3 separate regions of the Homo sapiens genome follow, and all the other regions are linked to region 2. Evidence: chromatin contacts called from ENCODE Hi-C or POLR2A ChIA-PET data. All regions are on one chromosome and are shown on one strand. Each heading gives the region's core, a stretch centred on a gene start or an enhancer-like site at or near the end of the contact. The rest is flanking DNA. Distances are from core to core; before and after follow the strand shown.

Region 1 (3,273 bases), core at 312-2,811, 52 kb before region 2:
CCAAAGAATCACATTCAAAAGGCCCAGATTATTACCAATTTTTGAGACGGGCTCTTGCTCTGTCACCCAGGCTGGAGTGCAGCGGCATAAACACAGCTCATGGCAGCCTCAACCTCCCAGGCTCAAGCAATTCTTCCACCTTGGCCTACTGGGTAGCTGGGACCACAGGCACGTGCAACCATACCCAGCTAATTTTTAAATTTTTTGTAGAGATGGGGTCTTGCTATGTTGCCCAGGCTGGTCTCAATCTCCTGAGCTCAACTGATCGTCCTACCTCAGCCTCCCAAAGTGCTAGGATTATAGGTATGGGCCACTGTGCCTGGCCTAGGCCCAGATTATTAAATTTATTACCCATCCCAAAATAGGTGGATTATATCCAAATCCAAGCAGTATCCATCATCTGGCAGGGGACACGCTGGTGCTTTGTAGAATACAGATCTCTGGTTCCTAAGAAAAGCCTAAAATCATTGCCATAAAGGGCATCAGTTATAGAACTGGTAACCAATGACAAGAGAGAATCCAAAACATACAAAATTATGGTGTGGAGAATAAATTAAAAAAAAAAAAAATTCAGGGCCAGGGTGTGGTGACTCACACCTGTAATCCCAGCACTTTGTGAGGCCAAGGGGGGCAGATCATTTGAGCTCAAGAGTTCCAGACCAGCCTGGGCAACATGGTGAAACCCTGACTCTAATAAAAATACAAAAATCAGCTGAGTGTGGGGGTACACATTTGAAATCCCAGCAACTAGGGAGGCTGACGTGGGAGAATCACTTGAACTTGGGAGGCAGAGGTTGCAGTGAGACAAGATCACTCCACCTCACTGCAGCCTGGGTGACAGAGCAAGACTCTGACACACACACACATACACACACACTCACACACAATTCAGGCCATGAGGAGTTTGATAAAGTCTGGTAATTTATCTAGAAGGTTAGATGGGTGAGTCCCTTTTTTTTTTTTCTTTTTTGAGATAGGGTCTCACTCTGTCACTCAAGCTGGAGTGCAGTGGTACAATCTCGGCTTACTGTAGCCTCGACCTCCTGGGCTCAAGCGATCCTCCTACCTCAGCCTCCCGAGTAGCTGGGACTAAAGGCATGTGCCACCACATCCAGCTAATTTTTGTATTATTTGTAGGGAAGGGGTGTCGCCATGTGGCCCAGGCTGGTCTTGAACTCCTGGGCTCAAGTGATCCACCAACTCAGCCTCCCAAAGTGTTGGGATTACAGGTGTGAGCCATTGTGCCCGGACTGGGTGAGTCACTTGAGAAAAAAAAGCTATTAAGTAAGCTCAAGCCACAGGCACAAAAAGCCAAAGTAAGGGTGACAAGCACTTGTAAATCCTCATCAACGACAGAAAGGCTCTTCACAGAGTCCAACTGCAGCTTAGAGCTGCAGAGGCTGCAAGGGGTGGTGGAAAGACCACTGGACTAGAATGAGGATATCTGAGTTCTAATTTCCAGTCTGTAAACCAAGAGGTTGGATAACTTTACCTCTCAAGGTCTTTCCAGCTGCAAAATTCCTTAAGATACAAAACAAAACTGTTAACTGCTGCTGAGCATGACAGAGGTGAGACATGAACCTCCCAGGGGAGGCGAGGCATCACAAGCGCCATCCTGAGGTCAGTCCAACACATTTAACTTATTTCACCCCATAATGCTGCAAATTCTGCTTAGTTCCTGTATTTCTTCAGGGACAAGGAGAAAAACATTCTACAGGGATAAGAAACAGATGGTAGGGTTAAGGCACTTGTTTATAATCTCTTATTTTTTAGAGCTTCAAAATACACAATTTTCAGAGCATTCTGAAATGTGAGTCACACGGTTGTATAAACATTATGATGTCAACTATAAAAATATGCATGGGGGCCGGGCGCAGTGGCTCATGCCTTTCATCCCAGCACTTTGGGAGGCCGAGGCAGGCGGATCACCTGAGGTCAGGAGTTCGAGACCAGCCTGACCAACATGGAGAAATCCTGTCTCTACTAAAAATACAAAATTAGCCAGGCATGGTGGCACATGCCTGTAATCCCAGCTACTCTCGAGGCGGAGGCAGGATAATCGCTTGAATCCAGGAAGCGGGGGTTGCAGTGAGCTGAGATCACACCATTGCACTCCAGCCTGGGCAACAAGAGCAAAAACTCCATCTCAGAAAACGTATGTGTATATATGTGTATATATACATGCATGGGGACACGAACTGGTAGTTGTACAAATGTAAGTCATCATGGTAGGATGTGAGTGAAAACAATACTTGCAAGCAACACCCTTTCACAAAACACTGTTCTAGTTTCTTCTCAGTAAAAATCACTTCATTTCTTCCTTTCTTTCATCTAAACTCTCAAACTGCTTGAGTCCTCACAGAGAAGAAAGTTGCACCCTGTTTTAAATAAATCCTAAAGGGCAGTGTTTCCCATATATGAGACCAAGCACAAAATGGCCAGCTCTCCAGAGCTGGGATGGGCTCTTGCATTTTATCCTTCCTAGCAAATTTACACCCTTCATTCAATTTGCAGGCTGCCACAGAGCCAAGTATAAGCAGACTAGGAACATACTGAGTCCATTTCTACCCCTTAGAATGGTGTTCTATTCAAACATATTTTTGTAGTTCAAATGGTACTTTGGAAATAACAGAAATTTACTGTTTAAAAGCCTCCTAAAAACAACCCCATTATTATTGTAGCCTAGTAGAGCCACCTACAGTTCCCCATTTTCCTGGCTGGCTCTAGTTCCCTCAAAAGCCATAATGAGGGTTGGGCGCGGTGGCTCACGCCTGTAATCCCAGCACTTTGGGAGGCCAAGGCGGGTGGATCACCTGAGGTCGGGAGTTCAAGACCAGCCTGACCAACACGGAGAAACCCCATCTCTACTAAAAATACAAAATTAGCTTGGTGTGGTGGCACATGCCTGTAATCCCAGCTACTCGGGAGGCTGAGGCAGGAGAATCACTTGAACCTGGGAGGCAGAGGTTGCAGTGAGCCAAGATCACGCCATTGCACTCCAGCCTAGGCAGTAAGAGGGAAACTCAGTCTCAAAAAAAAAAAAAAAAAAAGTCATCATGAAATGGTCACATGACTTGGTTAACTCTTTTCTGTGAATTTCAGTGCTGTTACCTTCTTTAAGTTTATTTTACTTTCTCAGACTTTTCTCAATGCTCAGTATAATTTTAGTCTATTTCTTCTTCAAGATAGTCTAATGTGTCTAAATAAGTCAATCTAGACTGGGTGCGGTGGCTCGCACCTGTAATCCTAACACGTTGGGAGGCTGAGACAGGA
Region 2 (3,308 bases), core at 127-2,626:
CGATTCATTTCCTACATTATTCAACTTTTCTGGTCAGAACAGATACAGAATGAGTAAATACAACCACTTCTTTTCTAACTAACCTCCCAATATAGGCAATGAGTTCTTAGCTAAATATAACCTATTCTTCAGAGTTTAACTGGGCATCAATTCTTTTTTTTTTCTTCTTGTTGAGACAAGGTCTTCCATTCTGTTGCCCAGAGTGCAATGATGGAATCATAGCTCCCTGCAGCCTCCAACTCCTGAGATCAAGCAATCCTCCCGCCTGAGCCTCCCAAGCAGCTGGGACTACAGGTACAGAGCACTGCACCTGGTTAATTTACTTCATTTTTTGTAGAAAGGGAGTCTGGCTTTGCTACCCAGGCTCTAGCTTCAATTTTCTACACAGAATTTACCCATCTGGCATTCCATATATTTTACTTACTTTAAAAAATCTCCCGTCAGTAAGTTTCAAGAGGGTAAATATTTTGTCTGTCTTGTTCACCGCATATCCCAACGCCTAAAATAGGGCCTAAGAGAGTAGGCACTCAAGTATTTGTTGATTGAAACCACGATAGAACTCTTCCCTGTCTGGACCACCGACACAAAGCACCCTCACTGAGTTTCAAAAAAAGCTCAGCCCATGGACTGGAACTTTTCTTCCCGGTTACTTGAGTCAGTCCAGAAAGCCACAGTTAATAGTAGAACCCTGAGAATGAGGCTTTCCCTTTTTTTTTTTTTCTTTCTCATCTCCATGCTTCTGTTTCCTTGGTTCCTCTTGACCATTAACCCTCTTCAACTACCACTCTCTTGATACACAGCCTGTAAAACAGTCTAAATTCCAATTTCAGAACTTCAAATTCTTTCTGCACAGATCCCTCCCACTTCCACACCAATCTACATCTTCTCTCTTCGCCTTCTCTCATAAATCCGACGTTTCCCACTAGTCCTGCCACTGCCGTTCTTTCCATGCCCTCATTTTATCAGCTCAGTTTGTCTTCCCGCCTCAGTTTTGGATCTCTCTAAACCTCCTAAACACCGGGGAGTCTTTCCTACTTCAGTCCTAGTCTCTATTCTATTCGCCAACTCCTCCCACTCATCCACTCTCAACACCCCCGCGTGCGCACACACAGCCACATCAGGTCTCCCCTCCTAGACCCCGAAGTCGGCACCTCACTAGCCCAAAACTCAAGAATGAGGAACCCGTGTGATCCACGGGTTAAGTGACCCATGATAGTAAATCTGCGTGAGAGATATAAGTGACCCACCTCTGAGGCCGAGGTTCCTGCCAGACGTCGTGTCTGGCGTGGGCCTGTACAACCCTAGAATCTTAAAGCAGCCGCATAGCGAAGCTCCTAGAAACGCAGATGATACGCTCCCAGCGCGCCGCCATCTTGTGAAGCCATCTAGCCTCGTGATTGGACACATCCCTCTCGCGCGACCTGTGGCTGATCTTGAAGAAAGAAGAAACCCTCGCGACACCTGGGGTTTGCTGCTCCTAACAGAAGGCGCGGGGGCGTGGTGACGAGCGGAGTCCTTTGAGGTATGGCAGGAGGAGGACATGCGTTCGAATTCGCGAGAAAACTTATTTAAAAGAAAAAGAAACAAGTTTTCCGGGCCCTGCTGCAGACTTACCTCTCACACTCACTGGGATTGGGCAGGTTATGAAGATGAGGGTACGAGACTTGGGTGTGATGGCGTGCAGTGAGCCCTTTTTGTGCAACAGGTGTGTCCTCAGCCGATGTCTCACTCACTGAATTGTAAGAGATATAAGCCTGTGGGTTGGGGAAGAGTACTCTCGTTTACAGCGAAAGAACTGAGGATCCGGCCGGACGCGGCGGCTCACGCTTGTAATCCCAGCACTTTGGGAGGCTGAGGCGGGCAGATCACCTGAGGTCAGGAGTTCAAGACCAGCCTGGACAACATGGTGAAACCCCGTCTCTACTAAAAATACAAAAATTAGCCGGGCGTGGTGGCGGGCGCCTGTAATCCCAGCTACTCGGGAGGCTGAGGCAGGAGAATCGCTTGAATCCGGGAAGCGGAGGTTGCAGTGAGCCAAGATCGCACCACTGCACTCCAGCCTGAGCGAAAGAGCAAGACTCTGTCTCAAAAAAAAAAAAAAAAGGGGGGGCCTGCCTACGTCCTCGTCGTTAATGTGAACGCTTCTGGCAAACTATTACCATAAAATTGGGAGATAGTAAGGATTAAGGAATGGAGACTTATACACAAGTGAGTACCAGTAGTCACCCAAGGAAAGCTGAGGAGGTGTTTTCATAATCTGTTGTGTAACAAACCGCCCCAAAACGTAAGACTTAAAACAACCACCATTTTACTTGCTCACAGTTCTGCAATCTGGGCTGGGATTAGCCCACCCGTTCTGCTGGTCTTGCCAGTGGTCATAGCAACAAGTGGGGGCTGGTTCCGCTGAAAGAACTGGGTCTCTCTCCCTGTAGTCCAAGTTCTCTCCCTGTCCACGTGGCCTTTCCATGTAATTTGTCTAGCAGAGTAGGATGACATTTTTTTTTTCCCCCGAGATGGAGTTTCTTATTGCCCAGGCTGGAGTGCAATGGCGCCATCTCGGCTCACTGCATGCAACCTCTGCCTCCTGGGTTCAAGCGATTTTCTTGCCTCAGCCTCCCAAGTAGCTGAGTAGCTGAGATTACAGGCGCCCGCCACCATGCCCAGCTAATTTTTTGTATTTTTAGTAGAGACGGGGTTTCATCCTGTTGGCCAGGCTGGTCTCAAACTCCTGACCTCAGATGATCCACCCGCCTCGGCCTCCCAAAGTACTGAGATTACAGGCATGAGCCATCGTGCCCCGCCAGAATACTTCTTACATGTTGGCTCGGGGCTCCCAAAAGGGCAAAAGTGGAAGCTGCCAGGCCTTCTTAAAGCGTAGGTGCAGAACTAGCACCTTGGCTATATTCTTGGTTAAAGCAAGTAGAAGGGCTAGCCCCAATTCAAGGGGAGGGGACTATGCCAGGGTCCCTTCCAATACTGGAAGGCATGGTTCATTTCAGCAACCAATGTAACATATTACCACAGAAAGTTTTCCATCTTTGGTTGGTAGTGGCTTTGATACTAGTTATGGCATTTTATTTAGTGCATGCTGCTGGAAAGGTAAAAGAAAAGATGGCCTCGGAGATAGGACTGGTGGGGTTGAAGTGATTGTATTTAAGATATTGGTAACTTTCTGTTAGCTCCAAAGAGCAACCCAGTTTACCTGTAGGTCGGGCCAGAGAGACCCTAGTAGCACTGCAGCTGGGAAACCTGGCCTTTAATCCTGCCCCCACCATTTACTAACCCTGTGAGTATGGGCAATTTGCTTA
Region 3 (3,049 bases), core at 163-2,662, 34 kb after region 2:
ACCAGCCTGACCAACATGGAGAAACCTCGTGTCTACTAAAATTACAAAATAAGCCAGGCATGGTGGTGCATACCTGTAATCCCAGCTACTCAGGAGGCTGAAGAAAGAGATTCGCTTGAACCCGGGAGGCAGAGGTTGCTGTGAGCCGAGATCGTGCCATTGCACTCCAGCCCGGGCAATAAGAGCAAAACTCCTACTATATATACATATATGTGTATACACACACACACACATATACATATATATGTATAGTACATTCACATAATCAAATATCTTACAGTCATTAAAAATTATGACAAGGCCGGGCGTGGTGGCTCACAGCTGTAATCCCAGCACTTTGGGAGGCTGAGGCGGGCAGATCATGAGGTCAGGAGTTCGAGACCAGCCTGGCCAATATGGTGAAACCCCGTCTCTACTAAAAATACAAAAATTAGCTGGGAGTGGTGGTATGTGCCTGTTGTCCTAGCTACTCAGGAGGCTGAGGCAGGAAAATCACTTGAACCCAGCAGACGGAGGTTGCGGTGAGCTGAGATCTTGCCACTGCACTCCAGTCTGGGCGACAGAGCAAGACTCTGTCTAAAAACAAAACAAAACAAAACAAAACAAAAAACCACTTTGAAGAAATAAAAAGATAAAAAGCAAAACAAATAACAAATTGTATGTACTTATTGTGTACAACATGATGTGACATTCTGTACATTTTAATCTTTTTTTGTTTATTTATTTATTTTGAGACGAAGCTCTATCGCCCAGACTGAGTGCAGTGGCACGATCTCATCTCACTGCAACCTCCACCTTCTGGGTTCAAGAGATTCTCCTGCCTCAGCCTCCAGAGTAGCTGGGATTACAGGTGCATGTCACCGTGTCTGGCTAATTTTTTTGTATTTTTAGAAGAGATGGGGGTTTCATCATGTTGGCCAGGCTGGTCTTGAATTCTCCACCTCAGGTGATCCGCCCACCTCGGCCTCCCAAAGTGCTGGGATGACAGGCGTGAGCCACCGCGCCCAACCACATTTTAATCTATTTTTCACTTAAGGATCTTCCTGGGCCAAACTAGATTTCTTGGAAGCCATGCTTTGTTTCATTTCGTAAGTTCAAGCCTTTTTCTTCCTTTTGGGTAACTCCAGAATTCCTCACTCTCCTCCCCCACTCATTGCCTCTGCTTCTTCCCACATGCCCCTCTTCTCTTCCCATCAGGCTTCCCTAGTCAACATTCTTTTCAGAAGTGAGGCTTGCCCTCGTGACACCTCTCTTAAGTGGCTCAGCCTGGAAAATCCTCTAGGAGAGTTGCCCTTGACGACAGACAGACTCAGAGGTCACAGGCCCTGTGGGCTGTGGGGCCTGGTGTGGATGAGGGTGTCAGCCAAAGTGGCACTTCTGGGGCAACTAACAATAGATTACACAAAGTCCACTGCCAAGTAGTCGCTTGGGCTGGGCCGGTAAAAGGCCCTGATCAGCCGCTGGGAAAGGCTGGTCTTCAACCCTTGGACTCTAACCGCGGCAGGACTCAGCAGAATTCAAGGTCCTGATCATGAGAATGGCTTTGGGTCTCACATGTGCCAGTTCCTGCCCTGAAGCCTTAAGTTTGAGAGCAAGAAGGAAACAAATGGACAGGAAGACTCCCATGAATACAGGAAGCGCCCAAAGATCTCAGGAGCAAGCCCCTTCTTTAACTGAGAGCATTCACTTTCCCTTCTGATTTACTCCCCCAGAAAAACATTAGAGCTGACACCTTCTTGGTGACTTTGGATCATGAGCTCAAACACGATCTCAGAGCTTTGCCATTAGAGATCATCTGTCCTGGCCGGCGCGGTGGCTTACGCCTATAATCCCAGGACTTTGAGAGGCCAAGGCGGGTGGATTACTTGAGGCGAGGAGTTTGAGACCAGCCTGGCCAACTTGGTGAAACCCCATCTCGAACTAAAAATACAAAAATTAGGCCGGGCGCAGTGGCTCACATCTGTAATCCCAGCACTTTGGGAGTCTGAGGCAGGCAGATCACAAGGTCAGGAGTTTGAGACCAGCCTGGCCAACACGGTGAAACCTCGTCTCTACTAAAAATACAAAAATTAACTGGGCGTGGTCGTGGGCGCCTGTAATCCCAGCTACTTGGGAGGCTGAGGCAGGAGAATCATTTGAACCTGGAGGTGTAGGTTGCACTTAGCCGAAATCATGCCATTGCACTCCAGCCTGGGCAACAGGGCGAGACTCCGTCTCAAAAATAAAATAAAATAGGCTGGGCATGGTGGCTCACTTCTGTAATCCCAGCACTTTGGGAGGCTGAGGCAGGCGGATCACGAGATCAGGAGATCAAGACCATCCTGGCTAACACGGTGAAACCTGTCTCTACTAAAAATACAAAAACAAAATTAGCTGGGCGTGGTGGCGGGCGCCTGTAGTCCCAGCTACTCGGGAGGCTGAGGCGGGAGAAGGGCATGAACCCGGGAGGTGGAGCTTGCAATGAGCCGAGATAGCGCCACTGCACTCCAGCCTGGGCGACAGAGCGAGACTCCGTCTCAGAAAAAAAAAAAAAAAAAAAAATTAGCCACATGCAGCGGTGTACACGTGTGGTCGCAGGTATTCAGGAGGCTGAGGCAGGAGGATGACTTGAGCCCAGGAGTTCAAGGGTACGGTGAGCTATGGTCACACCACTGCACTCCACCCTGGGTGACAGAATGAGACACTGTCTCCAAAAAATAAAAATAAAATCAGGACTGTCTTCTTTGTAGACAGTTTGAAATTCTGAAAGAGACCGGGCGCAGTAGCTCACGCCTGTAATCCCAGCACTTTCGAAGGCCAAGGCGGGCGGATCACCTGAGGTCTGGAGTTCAAGACAGCCTGGCTAACATGGTGAAACCCCGTTTCTACTAAAAATACAAAAAATTAGCCAGGCATGGTGGCGCACACCTATAATCCCAGCTACTGGAGAGGCTGAGGCAGGAGAATCGCTTGAACCCGGGAGGCGGAGGTTGCAGAGAGCCGAGATTGCACCACTGCACTCCAGCTTGGGCAATAAGAGTGAAACTCCGTCTCAAAAAAAAAAGAAATT

What was found. Hi-C counts contacts between places; a loop is a spot of excess contacts on that map. ChIA-PET counts read pairs that join two places held with the same protein, here RNA polymerase II (POLR2A). Pooled maps may share reads with other maps.
Region 1: a map of IMR-90 shows a loop between it and region 2 (5-fold over the local background). The contact joins the enhancer-like site here to the promoter of METTL16 in region 2. A Hi-C loop is called at or near these places in 2 of 168 maps with a recorded cell type or tissue (Caco-2 and IMR-90) and 9 of 50 pooled maps. POLR2A ChIA-PET finds 5 or more read pairs at or near these places in 13 of 52 experiments (A549, A673, AG04450 and 9 more).
Region 3: a pooled map shows a loop between it and region 2 (2.2-fold over the local background). The contact joins the enhancer-like site here to the promoter of METTL16 in region 2. A Hi-C loop is called at or near these places in 2 of 50 pooled maps. POLR2A ChIA-PET finds 5 or more read pairs at or near these places in 14 of 52 experiments (A549, GM10248, GM12878 and 11 more).

Annotation. Positions count from the first base shown.
Region 1 is chr17:2,457,855-2,461,127 of GRCh38, forward strand. All of the region lies in intron 6 of METTL16 (methyltransferase 16, RNA N6-adenosine), which reads right to left. Among named protein-coding and RNA genes, the nearest start is that of METTL16, 52 kb to the right of the region's middle. Within about 2 kb of position 1,562, at least 7 of the 41 ENCODE cell types and tissues checked have a DNase peak (open chromatin) inside an H3K27ac peak, as active enhancers do; they include HCT116, where a contact is called at or near this core.
Region 2 is chr17:2,510,512-2,513,819 of GRCh38, forward strand. METTL16 (methyltransferase 16, RNA N6-adenosine) reads right to left here and starts at 1,377. Exons shown (of 10, transcript NM_024086.4): 1 at 1,248-1,377. RefSeq lists enhancers at 1,248-1,457, 1,528-1,577.
Region 3 is chr17:2,544,244-2,547,292 of GRCh38, forward strand. No RefSeq gene overlaps it. Among named protein-coding and RNA genes, the nearest start is that of METTL16, 34 kb to the left of the region's middle. Within about 2 kb of position 1,413, at least 5 of the 41 ENCODE cell types and tissues checked have a DNase peak (open chromatin) inside an H3K27ac peak, as active enhancers do; they include OCI-LY7, where a contact is called at or near this core.